2 separate regions of the Homo sapiens genome follow, and region 1 is linked to region 2. Evidence: chromatin loops called from intact Hi-C (ENCODE). Cell type or tissue: upper lobe of right lung. All regions are shown on one strand. Each heading gives the region's core, and the rest is flanking DNA. Links, peaks and the distances in the headings are about the cores only.

Evidence for each region. Hi-C counts contacts between places; a loop is a spot of excess contacts. Peaks named below come from ENCODE experiments on the same cell type or tissue, not always from the same donor. Only the 100,000 strongest peaks of a DNase experiment are listed, where the experiment ranks them.
Region 1: it touches region 2 in a loop (3.0-fold over the local background); 4 of 110 quality-filtered maps call a loop at or near these places.

Annotation. Positions count from the first base shown.
Region 1 is chr16:21,517,435-21,524,694 of GRCh38, reverse strand. It overlaps the pseudogene SLC7A5P2. Among named protein-coding and RNA genes, the nearest start is that of MIR3680-1, 15 kb to the right of the region's middle. RefSeq lists enhancers at 222-954, 2,422-3,156, 3,157-3,889, 3,890-4,623 and silencers at 3,870-4,529, 6,785-6,951. In upper lobe of right lung, for the core only: no CTCF peak of the experiment used is centred there; DNase peaks (open chromatin) are centred at 4,164, 4,484 and 4,857; H3K4me3 peaks cover 2,853 bases; H3K27ac peaks cover 3,326 bases.
Region 2 is chr16:21,570,655-21,578,770 of GRCh38, reverse strand. No RefSeq gene overlaps it. Among named protein-coding and RNA genes, the nearest start is that of METTL9, 25 kb to the left of the region's middle. In upper lobe of right lung, for the core only: no CTCF peak of the experiment used is centred there; no DNase peak of the experiment used is centred there.

The DNA.
Region 1 (7,260 bases), core at 1,684-6,683, 54 kb after region 2:
CATGGATCACACATGGAACAGACACAGTTCACACATGGAACAGACACAGTTCACACACGGAGCAGCATGGTTCACACACGGAGCAGGCACCACACACCCATGCCGTAGCATGCATCAGCCTGGTTTTCGGGCCCACACAATAGAAGTCATTGTTTTGGTGGTAAACAATATCCACCTGGATATTTTTCAAAATAGAGAATTGAATTATAACCTACAAATTTCCATCCTCACATGGAAATTTGACCTGGTTGAATGGCATCTGCCCTGCAGCCACTGTCCCCAAAACTGAGAGGCGGGGCAAAGTAGCCGAAGAAAGCAGCGCTGAAGCTGGCAGCTGCAAAGAGTGCAGGGCCCTCCAGTCTCTACAAAATTCACAGCTGCTTCCAGCCTCATGCTGGGACGTGGGCTGAGCAATGAATTCTTCTTGTAATCCAGGGTAGAGTGGAAGAAAGTTCAAGGTGAGCATCAACTCATTCAATCACTTAACAATAGGCAGGTTTGGCTCATACTGCAGAGGCCAAGCAGGAGAACCTGGCTCCTGTGTCTCTGGAAATGTTAAAATGCCTGTCAACAGGAAAAAAAGATCTGTCTCTGCCATCCTGAAGGTAAGTTTGCCACCTACGCACTAAAGATTAAGGCCATATTTTTTCAATGTTGAGATTATTCCCTTTGTCTGCAAACAGGGGCTTAGGACAACAGCCCTTTCTTCTCTCACAGTCCCGGAGGCCAGAGGCCAACATCAAGGTGGTGGCAGGGCCAGACTCCCTCGGGGGCTCCAGGACCCCTCCTGCCTCTTCCAGCTTCTGGGGGCTCCAGGTGTCCCTTGACTCAGAGCCGCCCACTCCCATCCCCGCCTCCATCTTCACGCTCCAGCCACTGAGACCATGCCCGACACAGCAAGTGTGGGCTGCTGCAACTGCTGTCCCTCCGTGTTCCCTCTGCACACATTGGAAAGAAAGTCTGAGGGTGGAAGCCAGGCATTCGGCCAGCCCTGGGAGCACAGTTCGGCAGTGACGGCAACACCAGCAGCTCAGGGTCCTCCACCCGCCAGCCCCGGGAGCACAGTTCTGCAGTGAGGATGACACCAGAGGCTCAGGGTCCTCCACCTGCCAGCCCTGGGAGCACAGTTCTGCAGTGATGGCAATGCCAGCGGCTCAGGGTCTTCTACCTGCTGGTCCCCAGGAGGCGGGCGCAGGTGTCTCCCTGCTTCACAGAAGAGGAAACTGAGACTTTGAAAGCTGAGCCGAGTCACTCGCCTGGTGCCACATTAACCAGCAAGTGGTAGAGGTGAGATCTGAACCCAGGACCGTTCGATTCTAGGCCTGAACTGCTTTTATCTTTTGGATGTATAGTTCACACATAACATAACATTAACCGTTAGTCATTTAAACACGTACAAATCCGTGGTGTTTAAGTCACTCCCAGTGTTGGGCAACCATCCCCATCATCTAGTTCCAAGACATTTTATCACCCCAAAGAGAGACCCCATCCACTCAGCCCTCACTCTCCATCGCCCCTTCCCCCCGCCCTAAGCAGCCACGAATCTCGTCCGTCTCTCTGGATCCTCCTGTCCTGAACATTCGTGCACTCGGAATCATACAACCCGTGGTCACTGACCCTTTCACGCAGCCCAGTGTTTTCAGGGGTCCTGCACATTGCAGCGCGTCTTCCTGTGTGCAGCTGAATGACTCTCCAAGGGATGGCGGACTACGCTGGGTTTATCCATCATCCACGGATGGACGGGCCTGAACTCTGACCCCGGCTCCTACTGTTGCTTCCATGTCATCTTTTTTTTTTTTTTCAAGACCAGTCTCGCCGGGCGCAGTGGCTCACGCCTGTAATCCCAGCACTTTGGGAGGCCGAGGCGGGGGGATCACAAGGTCAGGAGATCAAGACCATCCTGGCTAACACCGTGAAACCCCGTCTCTGCTAAAAATACAAAAAATTAGCCGGGCATGGTGGTGAGCGCCTGTAGTCCCAGCTACTTGGGAGGCTGAGGCAGGAGAATGGTGTGAACCCAGGAGGCGGAGCTTGCAGTAAGCCGAGATCGCGCCACTGCACTCCAGCCTGGGTAACAGAGCGAGACTCCGTCTCAAAAAAAAAAAAAAAAAAAAAAAAAAAAGACCGGTCTCATTCTGTCGCCTAGGCTGGAGTGCAGTGGCGTGATCTCAGCTCACTGCAGCCTCAACCTTCCCCAGCTCAGGTGATCCTTCTACCTCAGCCTCCCCAGCAGCTGGGACTACAGGTGCACCACCACCACGCTGGGCTAGTTTTTGTATTTTTTGTAGAGACGGGGTCTCCCTATGTTGCCCAGGCTGGTCTTGAACTCCTGGGCTCAAGAGATTTTCCCACCTTGGTCTCCCAAAGGGCTGGCATTACAGGCGTGAGCCACCGCGCCCAGCCTCCAAGTCATCTTTCACACGCAGAGCACGCCTGAGAGCAGCAACAAGACTAACGTTGGGGCCAAAGCTAAGAAGTGGGGCGGAGCCTCCCTGGTGGCCGGTCGTCAGCCCAGTGCCTGAAATGCATGCAAAGTCTATTTTTATTTTGCGTAGTTGAACCTAAGCAAAAAATCTGGCCCTATAATCTCTAACCTTGCTCCTAACTGGCACCTACCCTATTGCACAAGAAGCTATCTAGGGGAGGACTCAGTGAGCACTCGGTGAGTTTGTCCAGCCATGGTGGTACTGTCTCCTTCCCTCTGCAGGCACAGCGGGAAGAATAGGGTGGATGGAGGGCTCTCTGCACCTTCCACAGCCCGCAGCGTGGACGGCAGATTACAAGTTAGTATCTGTGCGACCTCCGCACTCCCCTGCCGGTGGCTGCCTGGGCTGCTGAGATTTCGCTTGGTTTTATCACTGCAGAGGAATGCCTGCCATACCGGGGGGCGAGCAAGGTCCAGAATGACAAGCCGTGGCATTCCTCAGCCGCCTCCTCCCCGGGGTGGGGCCTGGACATTCCTGGCTGCAGCTAGAGGTCCCAGCACGACAGGGATTCTGACCCCCCCTCCACCACGGCTATTGTTCAGAATTCTGTGGATTCCAGAGGCATCTGCCCAGCAGACTGTCTTGCTGTGAACACCCAGCTCTGCAACCGGTGTTTGCGTGTTTGCCCTGGGAGGCTGAACGCTCACCCAGAACAAAGGCCTCCCCACATGCCTGCTGTGAGCTTCCAAGTACTCGTTAGGACACACGCCAAGGAACCCCGGGTTGGGGGGATACCGAGGAGCTTCCTCCCTGACCCACACACACCCTTTGAACAGGTCTTTGGCTGCTCACCAGTCTGGTCAATCTCGGGGCAGTATTTATATTCCTTCCCGTTTCCAGGCCTAGGAGCCTTGGCATCCTGCTCTCGCCTCTAACTGAAATTACCTCTCAACCCTTTTTAGCTAAGATGCCTCTCGCATTCCCCAGGAATAACAAGCTTTAAAGCCCCTTCACACTGAAGCCTGCCTTTGAATTTCCCAGCTAGATTTGGGGGTGGGGGTCTTATGGCTCCCGGTGAACCCCCGGTTCTGTTGATTAAATTGAGCTCAGGCAGAGTGCTGGCTTCCCAAAGCCTGTGTTATTACTGCTTCTCAAAGCTACGGGCACCGGATCGCCATCTTTGGCAAGATTCTTTTGGGATACAATGGGAATTACTGGGTGGCCTCGGTTCGGTTCTTCCCTCGTCTCAGTTCGCGGCTCACCAGCCACATTGATGCAGCCCCCAGGCTGGAAGGAGGCTGCAGGAGCTTCCCCTCAGGTCATCTTCTCATCCCTCCCCCGTGCCCCAGGAGCTGGTTGTGGGGGCGGTTCCATCCCCTCGGCCCATCCGGGACAGGAGCCTAGGTTCCCTTCGGGGGGTACCCCAAACCCCATCCTTGGCCTCAGGCCAGCCCTGGTGCACTGCCCGCTCCCAGGCTTGACGAGAGGCTGCGGGCCAGTGGGTGAAGGGGCTCGCCCTGACTGCCAGGCCCCGCCCAGGCGCACCCGGGAGGACGGGCTGGGATGACGCGGGCGCCGGGGGGGTAGGTCGCGAGGCCGGGGTCTCCATGGCGCAGGAGTACGGGGGCCTTCGAGGACCACGCGGGCCTGGGAATCGCCTGCCAGGCTAGGCCGGACGACGCACGTGCTCCGAGCTGGGTCGAGGGGGCGGGGCTGAGGGCCGCGGCCGGGCCACGGGTCGGGGAGGAGCCGCGGACGGTGGGCGGGGCCAGTGGGCCGGGGCCTAAAAGGCGGCGCGGGCGGGGTTCCTGACGCAGCTGCGGGCGGCGGGCGGCGAGCGGCGCGCACAATCCTCGCTCGGCTGCGGCTCCCGGGTGTCCCAGGCCCGGCCGGTAAGCAGAGCATGGCGGGTGCGGGCCCGAAGCGGCGCGCGCTAGCGGCCCCGGTGGCCGAGGAGAAGGAAGAGGCGCGGGAGAAGATGATGGCCGCCAAGCGCGCGGACGGCGCGGCGCCGGCAGGCGAGGGCGAGGGCGTGACCCTGCAGGGGAACATCACGCTACTCAAGGGCGTGGCCGTCATCGTGGTCGCCATCATGAGCTCGGGCATCTTCGTGACGCCCACGGGCGTGCTCAAGGAGGCAGGCTCGCCGGGGCTGGCGCTGGTGGTGTGGGCCGCGTGCGGCGTCTTCTCCATCGTGGGCGCGCTCTGCTACGCGGAGCTGGGCACCACCATCTCCAAATCGGGCGGCGACTACGCCTACATGCTGGACGTCTACGGCTCGCTGCCCGCCTTCCTCAAGCTCTGGATCGAGCTGCTCATCATCCGGCCTTCATCGCAGTACATCGTGGCCCTGGTCTTCGCCACCTACCTGCTCAAGCCGCTCTTCCCCACCTGCCCGGTGCCCGAGGAGGCAGCCAAGCTCGTAGCCTGCCACTCCGTGCGTGAGTACGGGGCGCGGGCCGGGGGTTGGGAGGTCGTAGTCCCTGGGTCCCTGCATCCTTGCATCACTACGCCCCTGGCTCCCACATCTCTACATTTTTGCGTTCCTGGACCGTCCCGGCAGTTCTAGGCTAAGGTCATTGGTCCCAGAAACCAAGTGCGTTTCTTTCATTCATTCTTTTACACTTCTCCCCACAGGCTGGGAATATCTTCAGTGACGGGACAGCAGGGTCCCTGCCCTGCCCTTCGGTGGGCATTTCATTCCCCCACTTAAGCGGTTCAGGCAAGTGCCAGCCTCCCGTTGGCCCCGCTGAGCAATACTCCCAGCCTCTTGCGTGGCACCCACGTGGAGTAACTGAGCAACCGGTTTATTGTTAAAGCTCCGATTGCTGACTGGTTGGTGAAAACGAAATTGCAGTTAAAAAGAAAATTATTCATTTCTGCTCTCCACACCAGCTCGTCAGGAATCAGTGACACGGGCTGACTCATAAGAAAACAGTAGTAATAAAATCGTGTGCGGGTAGTGACTGGTGCTGGTTTAGGCTAAGGGATCCCCCCTGAGGGTTGCCCAGTAGTGAGAGAGCGGAGCTTGGCTGCAGATTCAGTCTGTGTTACAGTGAATGGAGGTTCGGGTCCCAGGTTACTCTGGGAAACAGCCATGGGGCTCCTATTTTGGTGGGCATGGTGCTGGTGTGTTCTTCACCAGGCCAGAGAGAACTGCTTTTCAAAATAGTTTTCTTTTCTTTTCTTTTTTTTTTTGAGATGGAGTCTCACTCTGTCGCCCTGGCTGGAGTGCAGTGGCGCGATCTCGGCTCACTGCAAGCCCCGCCTCCCGGGTTCACGCCATTCTCCTGCCTCAGCCTTCCGAGTAGCTGGGGCTACAGGCGCCCGCCACTACGCCCGGCTAATTTTTTTTGTATTTTTAGTAGAGACGGGGTTTCACCGTGTTAGCCAGGATGGTCTCGATCTCCTGACCTTGTGATCCGCCCGCCTCGGCCTCCCAAAGTGCTGGGATTACAGGCGTGAGCCGCCGTGCCCGGCCTCAAAATAGTTTTCTTGTGGGATTTCAGGGGGAAAATGACTTGTACCAGATACCACATGATTTGGTTGGGTGGCGTGGGAAGGCGGGTCTTGGCAATTCTCAGGTTCATCCCATGGCAAGGATCGGCCTGGATCTCAGTAGTGTGTGTACACATTCAAGGTGGGAAGGGTTAATTTATAGTTGGGGTCTTGAGCCATGAAATCAGGGGAGTGGCTTCTGACTGGCAGGACCTGTTGGCGCTGTTTTCTGCCACACCGTACTTTGGGGAGAAGGGGGAGGGGGAGGCATTTCTTCATAAATGTGAGAATGCCCCGAGGGCAAGACTCAGCAGGGCTCTGTGTGGTTTCTCTGAGGCTCTGAGCGGAGCAGCCGCACCACCATGCAGGTCAAAGCCGGGAAAAATCGTAGGACAGGAGTGGGGAGAGCCTGTGGCTTCCAGCTGGGCGTTGGACATGTGAATGTAGGGGATGACTGATTTCTTTTTTTTGTCATTAGAATTTCACTGGTTCAGTCTCCCTCTCGCCTAGGTACATGCCCGCCTGGTATGTAACGACATGGATAATAGCTTATGCAGCCTGCACTCTTACCTTTAAAAAATGAATCCCTGTTGGCTGGGTGTGATGGCCCACGTCTATAATCCCAGCACTATGGGAGGCCAAGACAGGCAGATCTACCGAGGTCAGGAGTCCGAGACCAGCCTGACCAACATGGTGAAACCCCATCTCTACTAAAAATACAAAAATTAGCTGAGCATAGTGGCTCACGCCTGTAATCCCAGCTACTTATGAGTCTGAGGCATGCTCCGGGACGTGGAGTTTGCAGTGAGTTGAGATCCTGCCACTGCACTCCAGCCTGGGTGACAGAGCAAGCCTGTCTCAAAAAAAAAAAAAAAAAAAAAAAAAGCAGCCCCTGGGTGCTGAGTGTCTGACTTCCTGTTGGTGCCAGGAGTGAGTTGTGGGAAATGCTTCATTGGCCACCAGGAAGGAGACATAGGATGGGGCGCTGCCTAGTTTTCTCTTTCTAATAAAAATCACATCAGTCATACATGAATTCATCATCATTTAAAAATTCAAACCAGCCAGGCACTGTGGCTCATGCCTGTAATCCCAGCACTTTGGGAGGCCGAGGCAGGCGGATCACCTGAAGTCAGGAGTTCGAGACCAGCCTGGCCAACATGGGGAAACCCCATCTCTACTAAAAATACAAAAAATTAGCCAGGCGTGGTGGCAGATGCCTGTAATCCCAGCTACTCGGGAAGCTGTGGCAGGAGAATCACTAGAACCCAGGAGGTGGAGGTTGCAGTGAGCTGAGATCGCACCACTGCACTCCAGCTTGGGCAACAAGGCGAAACTC
Region 2 (8,116 bases), core at 1,753-6,752:
TTTTTAAATGTTATTGGTTTCTGATCTTATTATTTCCTCCTTCTGTTTAAATTGGGTTTGATTTGCTCTTTTTCTCATTTTTCTAACTTCTTAATAAAAGCACAGATCATTGATTTGAGCCCCTTTCTTCTTGTTTTGCTTCTTCTTTTTCTTTTTTCACACAGGGTCTTGCCTGTCACCTAGGCTGCAATGCAGTGGCATGATCACAGCTCACTGCAGCCTTGACCTTCCCGGGCTCAGGTGGTCCTCCCACCTCAGTCTCCCAAGTAGCTGAGACTACAGGCACACACCGCCATGTCCGGCTAATTTTTGTATTTTTTGTAGAGATGTGGTTTCGCCATGTTTCCCAAGCTGGTCTCAAACTCCTGGGCTCAAGTGATCCTCCTGCCTCGGCCTCCCAAAGTGCTAGGATTACAGGCATGAGCCACTGCACCTGGCCAAGACCCTTTTCTAATATTAGCATTTTATGCCAAACATTTCCCTCTGTGCACTGTTTTTGTTACATCCCATGAATTTTGAACAGAAGTTTTTACTTCTGTTCAATTCAAAACATTTTCTAATTTCCTTTGTGAGTTCCTCTTTGATTTATGAGTTATTTCTAAGTGTATATTAAAACTTCTAGATATTTGAGAATTTCCCAAGTATATTTCTTATTGGTTTCTAATTCAATTCCATCGTGATCAAAGGAGATACTTTATATGGTTACTATTCTTTTACATTTGTTATGGTTTGCTTTATTTCCCAGAAGATGGTCTATCTTGGTAAATGTTCCATTTGACTGAAAAAGAACATGTATTCTCTTGTGGTTGGGCAGTGTGTTCTATAAATGTCAATTGGTCCAAGTTTTGTTAGAGTATTGCTTACATCTTCTATATACTTATTGGTTTTCTCTCTACTTGTTCCGTTGATTTATTTTTTTGTTTGTTTGATTTTGGTGTTTTGTCTTTGTGGGGTTTTTTCTTTTTTTTTTTTTGAGACAGGGTCTTGCTCTGTTGCCCAGGTTGGAGTGCAGTGACATGATCACTGCTTACTGCAGCCTCAACCTCCTGGGCTCAAATGATTCTCTTGCCTCAGCCTCCCAAGTAGCTGGGACTATAGGCACATGCCACCATGTCTGACTAATTTGTTGTTGCTGTTGTTGTTGTTTTTAGTAGAGACAGGATCTCACTATGTTGCCCTAGCTGGTCTCTAACTCTTGAGCTCACACTATCATCCCACCTCGGCCTCCCAAAGTGCTGGGATTACAGATGTGAGCCACCCTGCCCAGTGTTTTCTGTTAATTTCTAAAAGAGAAGTATTGAAATCTCCACCTGTAATTGTGGATTTGTCTATTTCTCCATTCTCTTCTATCAGCTTTTGCTTCATGAATTTTGAAGCTCTGTTGTTATGCACATACATGTTTAGGATTATTTTATCTTCTTGATTAATTGACCCATTTTTCATAATATGGTCTTCCTCTTTATCATTGATAACATTCCTTCTTCTGAAGTCTACTTTGTCTACTATGAATACAGTTACTGCAACTTTGCTTAGTGCGTTTGCCTGTTTTTTGTTTGTTTCTGTTTTTGTTTTTTTTAGACAGAGTGTCGCTCTGTCGCTAGGCTGGAGTGCAATGGCATGATCTCGGCTCGCTGCAACCTCTGCCTCCCAGGTCCAAGAGATTCTCCCACCTCAGCCTCTGGAGTAGCTGGGACTATAGGCGCCTGCCACAGTGCCCAGCTAATTTTTGTATTTTTATTAGAGAGGGGGTTTCACCAATTGGCCAGGCTGGTCTCAAACTCCTGACCTTGTGATAGGCCCGCCTCGGCTTCCCAAAGTGCTGGGATTACAGGCGTGAGCCACCGTGCCCGACCTTGCCTGTTATTTTTTTAAAGTCTTTTCACTTTTTTTTTTTTTTGAGACTGAGTCTCACTCTATTGCCCAGGCTGGAGTTCAGTGGCGCAATCTCGGCTCACTGCACCTCTGCCTCCCAGGTTCAAGCAATTCTCCTGCCTCAGCCTCCCAAGTAGCTGGGATTACAGCAGCCTGCTATCATACCCGGCTAGTTTTTGTATTTTTAGTAGAGATGAGGTTTTACCATGTTGGCCAGGCTGGTCTCAAACTCCTGACCTCAAGTGATCTGCCCACCTCGGCCTCCCAAAGTGCTGGGATTGCAGGCATTAGCCACTGGACCCAACCTAAGTCTTTTTACTTTTAACATGTCTATATCTTTATTTATTTATTTATTTATTTATTTATTTATTTATTTATTTTCCTTTTGGGAGAACAGGGTCCTGCTATGTTGCCCAGGCAGGTCTCCAACCCCTGGGCTCAAGTAATCCTCTCACCTCCGCCTCCCTAAGTGCTGGGATTACAGGTATGAGCCACTGTGCCTGATAACATGTCTATATTTTTCTTTTTTTTTTCTTTTTTCTTTTTTTTTTTGAGATGGAGTCTTGCTCTGTCACCCAGGCTGGAGTGCAGTGGCACACTCTTGGTTTACTGCAACTTCTACCTCCTGGGTTGAAACAACTCTCCTGCCTCAGCCTCCCAAGTAGCTGGTACTACAGGTGCCTGCCACCACCCCTGGCTAATTTTTGTATTTTTAGTAGAGATGGGGGTTTCACTATGTTGGCCAGGCTGGTCTGGAACTCCTGACCTCAAATGATTCACCCACCTTGGCTTCCCAAAGTGCTGGGATTACAGGCGTGAGATATCACGCCCAGCCAACATGTCTATATCTTTTTTTTTTTTTTTTTTGAGACGGAGTCTTGCTCTGTTACCCTGGCTAGAGTGCAGTGGTGCGATCTTGGCTCATTGCACCCGCCGCCTCCCGGGTCCAAGTGATTCTCCTGCTTCAGCCTCCCAAGTAGCTGAGATTACAGGCACCCGCCACAACACCTGGCTAATGTTTGTATTTTTTTAAATAGAGATGAGGTTTCACCATATAGGTCAGGCTGATCTTGAACTCCTGACCTCAAGTGATCCACCCGCCTCGGCCTCCCAAAGTGCTGGGATTATAGACAGGCATGAGCCACTGTGCCTGGCCTATTTATGCTCTTAAAGGTTATTAATATCTGATATATATATGTTGACGTGCAGTGGTGTGATCACAGCTCACTGCAACTTTGAACTCCTGACTCAAGCAATCCTCCTGCCTCAGCCTCCCAAGTAGCTGGGCCTACAGATGCATGCCACCACACCCCGCTAATTTTTATTTATGTATTTATTTGTAGAGTTCTCACTACGCTGCCCAGGCTGGTCTTGAACTCCTTGATTACAAGCATGAGCCACCATGCCCAGCCTGGTGGAAATATTTTATAATGGTATGTGACTGTTCATCAATTTCCAAATTTGTGTTCAGTGATATCACATTGATATCTTGAAACTGGCCATGGTAGAAGTATTTATACAATGGAAATCAGTATAAATTATTGTGTTGGTTTATTAATTGACTGAACAAGGGGGTCAGCAAACCTTTTCTATAAAGAGCCAGATAATATTTTAGGCTTTGTGAGCCATGTACAGTCTCTGCTTCTTTGGTGGTTAGATCTCAGGCTGTACAAAAAAACAGGCCATGGGTTGGATTTGGCCCACAGGCTATAGTTTGCCTACCCCGGGTCTAGACTTAAGAAAGTAGTAAAAAAGATGCTTGTAAAGACTGAACCCAAAACTGTCATTTCTTTAGCCATTACACTGCAAATGCACAACTAATTAAGGAAATATTCTTCCCAGTATTCAAAACCTATCATTTAATTCAGCAAAGAAGTTGCTCACATCACTAGTGACCAAGTGAAGTTCTGAAGTGGGTCTTCATTGTTTCACTTTTGTCTTACTCATTAAGATAAACAAAAATATAAAACAACATTTAGGTTGGAACTACACTCCTTGGTCAATGACAGGAGTAACTTGAATAGTAATCAAGCATTTATTCAGTCTGGATTTTGTGACTCTGTTGATTCGTAAAATTTATAGTAAGTTACATATGTATAGAATGCATAATATTTTTTTTTCGAAGAGTCAGTTTTAAGCATTTCCAGCACACCAATGTCTACACATGTCCATCTGAGCTGATGATCACTCTTGGCTAAGAAAATCTGAACAGGCACAGAGAATCTGAATCAGTTAGATGAAGGTGGGCGACTGAACTCGTGTGTTGGTGGGGTGGGGGAAGGGGCCAGGTGCAGTGGCTCATGCCTGTAATCCCAACACTTTGGGAGGGTGAGGTGGGTGGATCATTCGAGGCCAGGAGTTCGAGACCAGCCTGGCCAGCATGGTGAAGCCCCATCTCTACTAAAGATACAAAAGAATTAGCTGGATGTGGTCAATTGCACACATGTATCCCAGCTACTTGGGAGGCTAAGGTGGGAGAATGGCTTGAACCCAGGAGGCAGAGGTTGCATTGAGCCTAGATTATGCCACTTCATCCAGCCTGGGCAATAGAGTGAGACTCTATCAAAAAAAAAAAAAAAGAAAAAAAAATGGGAGAAGAAGAAAAAGAGAGACAGAGAAATGAAGCAGAGGTGTCAGAAACAGCAAAAGTCACCTCAGTCCCTGCTTTCCCACTCCAGTCTTTGTATAGCTTAACCATGATTTCCTGTTCCTGGATGCCTATGAGTTTGCCTACTATATACTTCCAAAAAACCTCTTTAAAATCACTGAAATTGAATTCCCTTTTCTTGACCCTAAGAGTGTGCCATATAAATCTGGGTTATTCTCTAATTCTGGTCTTGAATTTCCCAAATCTGATCTTTTTCTTTTTTTTCTTTTTTTTTGAGACGGAGTCTCACTTGCCCAGGCTAGGGTGCAGTGGCGTGATCTCCAATCACTGCAACCTCGGTCTCCTGGGTTCAAGTAATCCTCCTGCCTCAGCCTCCAGAGTAGCTGGGACTACAGATGTGCACTACCATGCCCGGCTAATTTTTTTTTTTTTTTTTTTGAGTTGGAGTTTCACTCTTGTTGCCCAGGCTAGAGTGCAATGGCACGATCTTGGCTCACCGCAACCTCTGCCTCCCAGGTTCAAGCGATTCTTCTGCCTCAGCCTCCTGAGTAACTGGGATTACAGGTGCCCACCACCACGCCTGGCTAATTTTTTGTGTTTTTACCAGAGATGAAGTTTCGCGCTGTTGCCCAGGCTGGTTTTGAACTCCCGAGCTCAGGCAATCCACCTACCTTGGCCTCCCAAAGTGCTAGGATTGCAGGCATGACCAACCGTGCCTGGCCAATTTTTGTATTTTTTGTACAGATGGAGTTTCACCATGTTGCCCAGGCTGAGATCTTGAACTCCTGAGTTCAAGTGATCCTCCCACCTTGGCCTCCCAAAATGCTGGGATTACAGGTGTGAGCCAGGCTGGTCTTGAACTCCTGACCTCAAGTGATCTACCCACCTTGGCCTCCCAAAGTGCTGGGATTATAGACATGGGCCACCGCGCCTGGCCTGTCATTTTTTTTTTCTTTTGAGACAGCGTGGTGGAAATACTTTATAATGGTATGTGACTACTCATCAATTTCCAAATTTGTGTTCAGTGATATCACATTGATATCTTGAAACTGACCATGGTAGAAGTCTCACTCTGTGGCCCAGGCTAGAGCACAGTGGCTTGATCACAACTCACTGCAGCCTCGAACTCCTGGGTTTGGGTGATCCTCCCACTCACCCTCTTGAGTAGCTGGGACTACAGGCATGGACCACCATGCCTGGCCAATTTTTTGTATTATTATTTCTTTTTGTAGAGACTGGGTTTAGTAATTTTGCCCAGGCTGGTCTTGACCTCCTGGCCTCAAGCAGATTTGCCCACCTCAGCCTTCCAGTGCTGAAATTACAGGCGTAGGCACCATGCTGACCTCTTACTTTTTTGATAATAGCCATTTCTTTTTAAGACGGAGTCTTGCTCTGCCACCTAGGCTGGAGTGCAGTGGCATGAGCTTGGCTCACTGCAATCTCTGCCTCCTTAGTTCAAGCGATTCCTCTGCCTCAGCCTCCTGAGTAGCTGGGATTACAGCATCTGCCACTACACCCAGCTAATTTTTTGTATTTTAGTAGAGACAGGGTTTCACTATGTTGGCCAGGATGGTCTCAATCTCCTGACCTCATGATCCGCCTGCCTTGGCCTCCCAAAGTGTTGGGATTACAGGCGTGAGCCACTGCGCCCAGCCAAAATAGCCGTTCTAATAGGTGTGACGTGATACCTCATTGTGGACTTATTTATTTATTTATTTATTTATTTATTTATTTATTTATTTATTTTTGAGATGGAGTCTTTCTCTGTCACCCAGGCTGGAGTACAATGGCATGATCTCGGCTCATGCAACCTCCACCTCCCGGGTTCAAGCAATTCTCCTGCCTCAGCCTCCTGAATAGCTGGGATTACAGGTGCCCGCCACCACGCCTGGCTAATTTTTATATTTTTAGTAGACACGGGGGTTTCACCACATTGGCCAGGCTGGTCTAGAACTCCTGACCTCAGTTGATCCGCCTGCCCTCAGCCTACCAAAGTGCTGGGATTATAGGCATGAGCCACCACACCTGGCCTCCATTGTGGTTTTAATTTGTATTTCCTTGATAATTAGCGATGTGGAACATTTTTTTCATATATCTGTTGGCCATTCATATGTCTTCTGTTGAGAAATAGAAAATCTGTTCACATCCTTTGCTCATTTTTTAGTCATGTTTTCTCACTATTGAGTTCTTTTGAGTTCCTTATATATTGTGGATATTAGCCCCTTGTCAGATATATAGTTTGCAAATATTTTACCCTACTCTGTGGATTGTCTCTTCACTTTGTTAATTATTTCCTTTGCTGTGCAGAAGCTCTTTAGTTTGACCTAATCTCTTTTGTCTATTTTTGCTTTAGCTGCTTATGCTTTTGGAGTCCTACCCAAGAAATAATTGACCAGACCAATGTTCTGCAGCTTTCTCTTTTGTTTTTTTCTGGCAGTTTTACAGTTTCAGGCTTTATGTTTAAGTTGTTACTTCATTTTGAGTTGATTTTTATATACGGTGAGAGCTAAGGGTTTAATTTCTGGGGTTTTTTTGTTTGTTTGTTTGTTTTTGAGACAGAGTCTCCCTCTGTCACCAGGCTGGAGTGCAGTAGCGTGATCTTGGCTCACTGCAACCTCTGCCTCCTGGGTTCAAGTGATTCTCCTGCCTCAGCCTCCCGAGTAGCTGGGACTACAAACATGCACCACCACGCCCGGCTAATTTTTGTATTGTTAGTAGAGACGAGGTTTCACCATGTTGGCCAGGATGCTCTCGATCTCTTGACCTCATGATCTGCCCGCCTCAGCCTCCCAAAGTGTTAGGATTACAGGCATGAGCCACTGTGCCTGGCCAAAGGGTCCAATTTCATTCTGGATGTGGATATCCAGTTTTCCCGTCACCATTTATTGAAGAGACTGTCCTTTCCCTGTTGTGTGTTCATGACACCTTTGTTGAAAATCAATTGACTGTAAATGCCTGTGTTTTTTTCTGGGCTTTCTATCCTATTCCATTGGTCTGGGGTTTTGTTGTTGTTGTTGTTGTTGTTGTTTGTTTTTCATTTTTGTTTTTGTTTTTGTTTTTTTGAGATGGCGTTTTTGCTCTTGTTGCCCAGGCTGGAGTGCAATGGCATGATCTCTGCTCACTGCAACCTCCATCTCCCAGGTTCAAGCAATTCTCCTGCCTCGGCCTCCCCAGTAGCTGGGATTACAGGCATGCACCACCACACCTGGCTAATTTTTTGTATGTTTATTAGAGATGGGGTTTCACCACGTTGGCCAGGCTGGTCTCAAACTCCTGACCTCAGGTGATCCACCCACCTCGGCCTCCCAAAGTGTTGGGATTATAGGTGTGAACCACAGCACCCAGCCCACTGGTCTGTTTTTATGTCAGCACGATGCTGTCTTGATTACAATAGTTTATAATTTATTTTGAAATCACGTTGTGTGGTGACCTTCTCCGCTATAAAATCACAGGTGAATCTACAGATGATGATGATGCAGCATTAATGAAAAACAAAAAACTGTTGTCTCACTAATAAAATTGGTCAGAGAAGCAACATGAGGTTTAAAAAATAAAAGGGGCTGGGCATGGTGGCTCATGCCTATAATGCCAGCACTTTGTGATGCTGAGGTGGGAGGATCTCTTGAACCCGGGAAA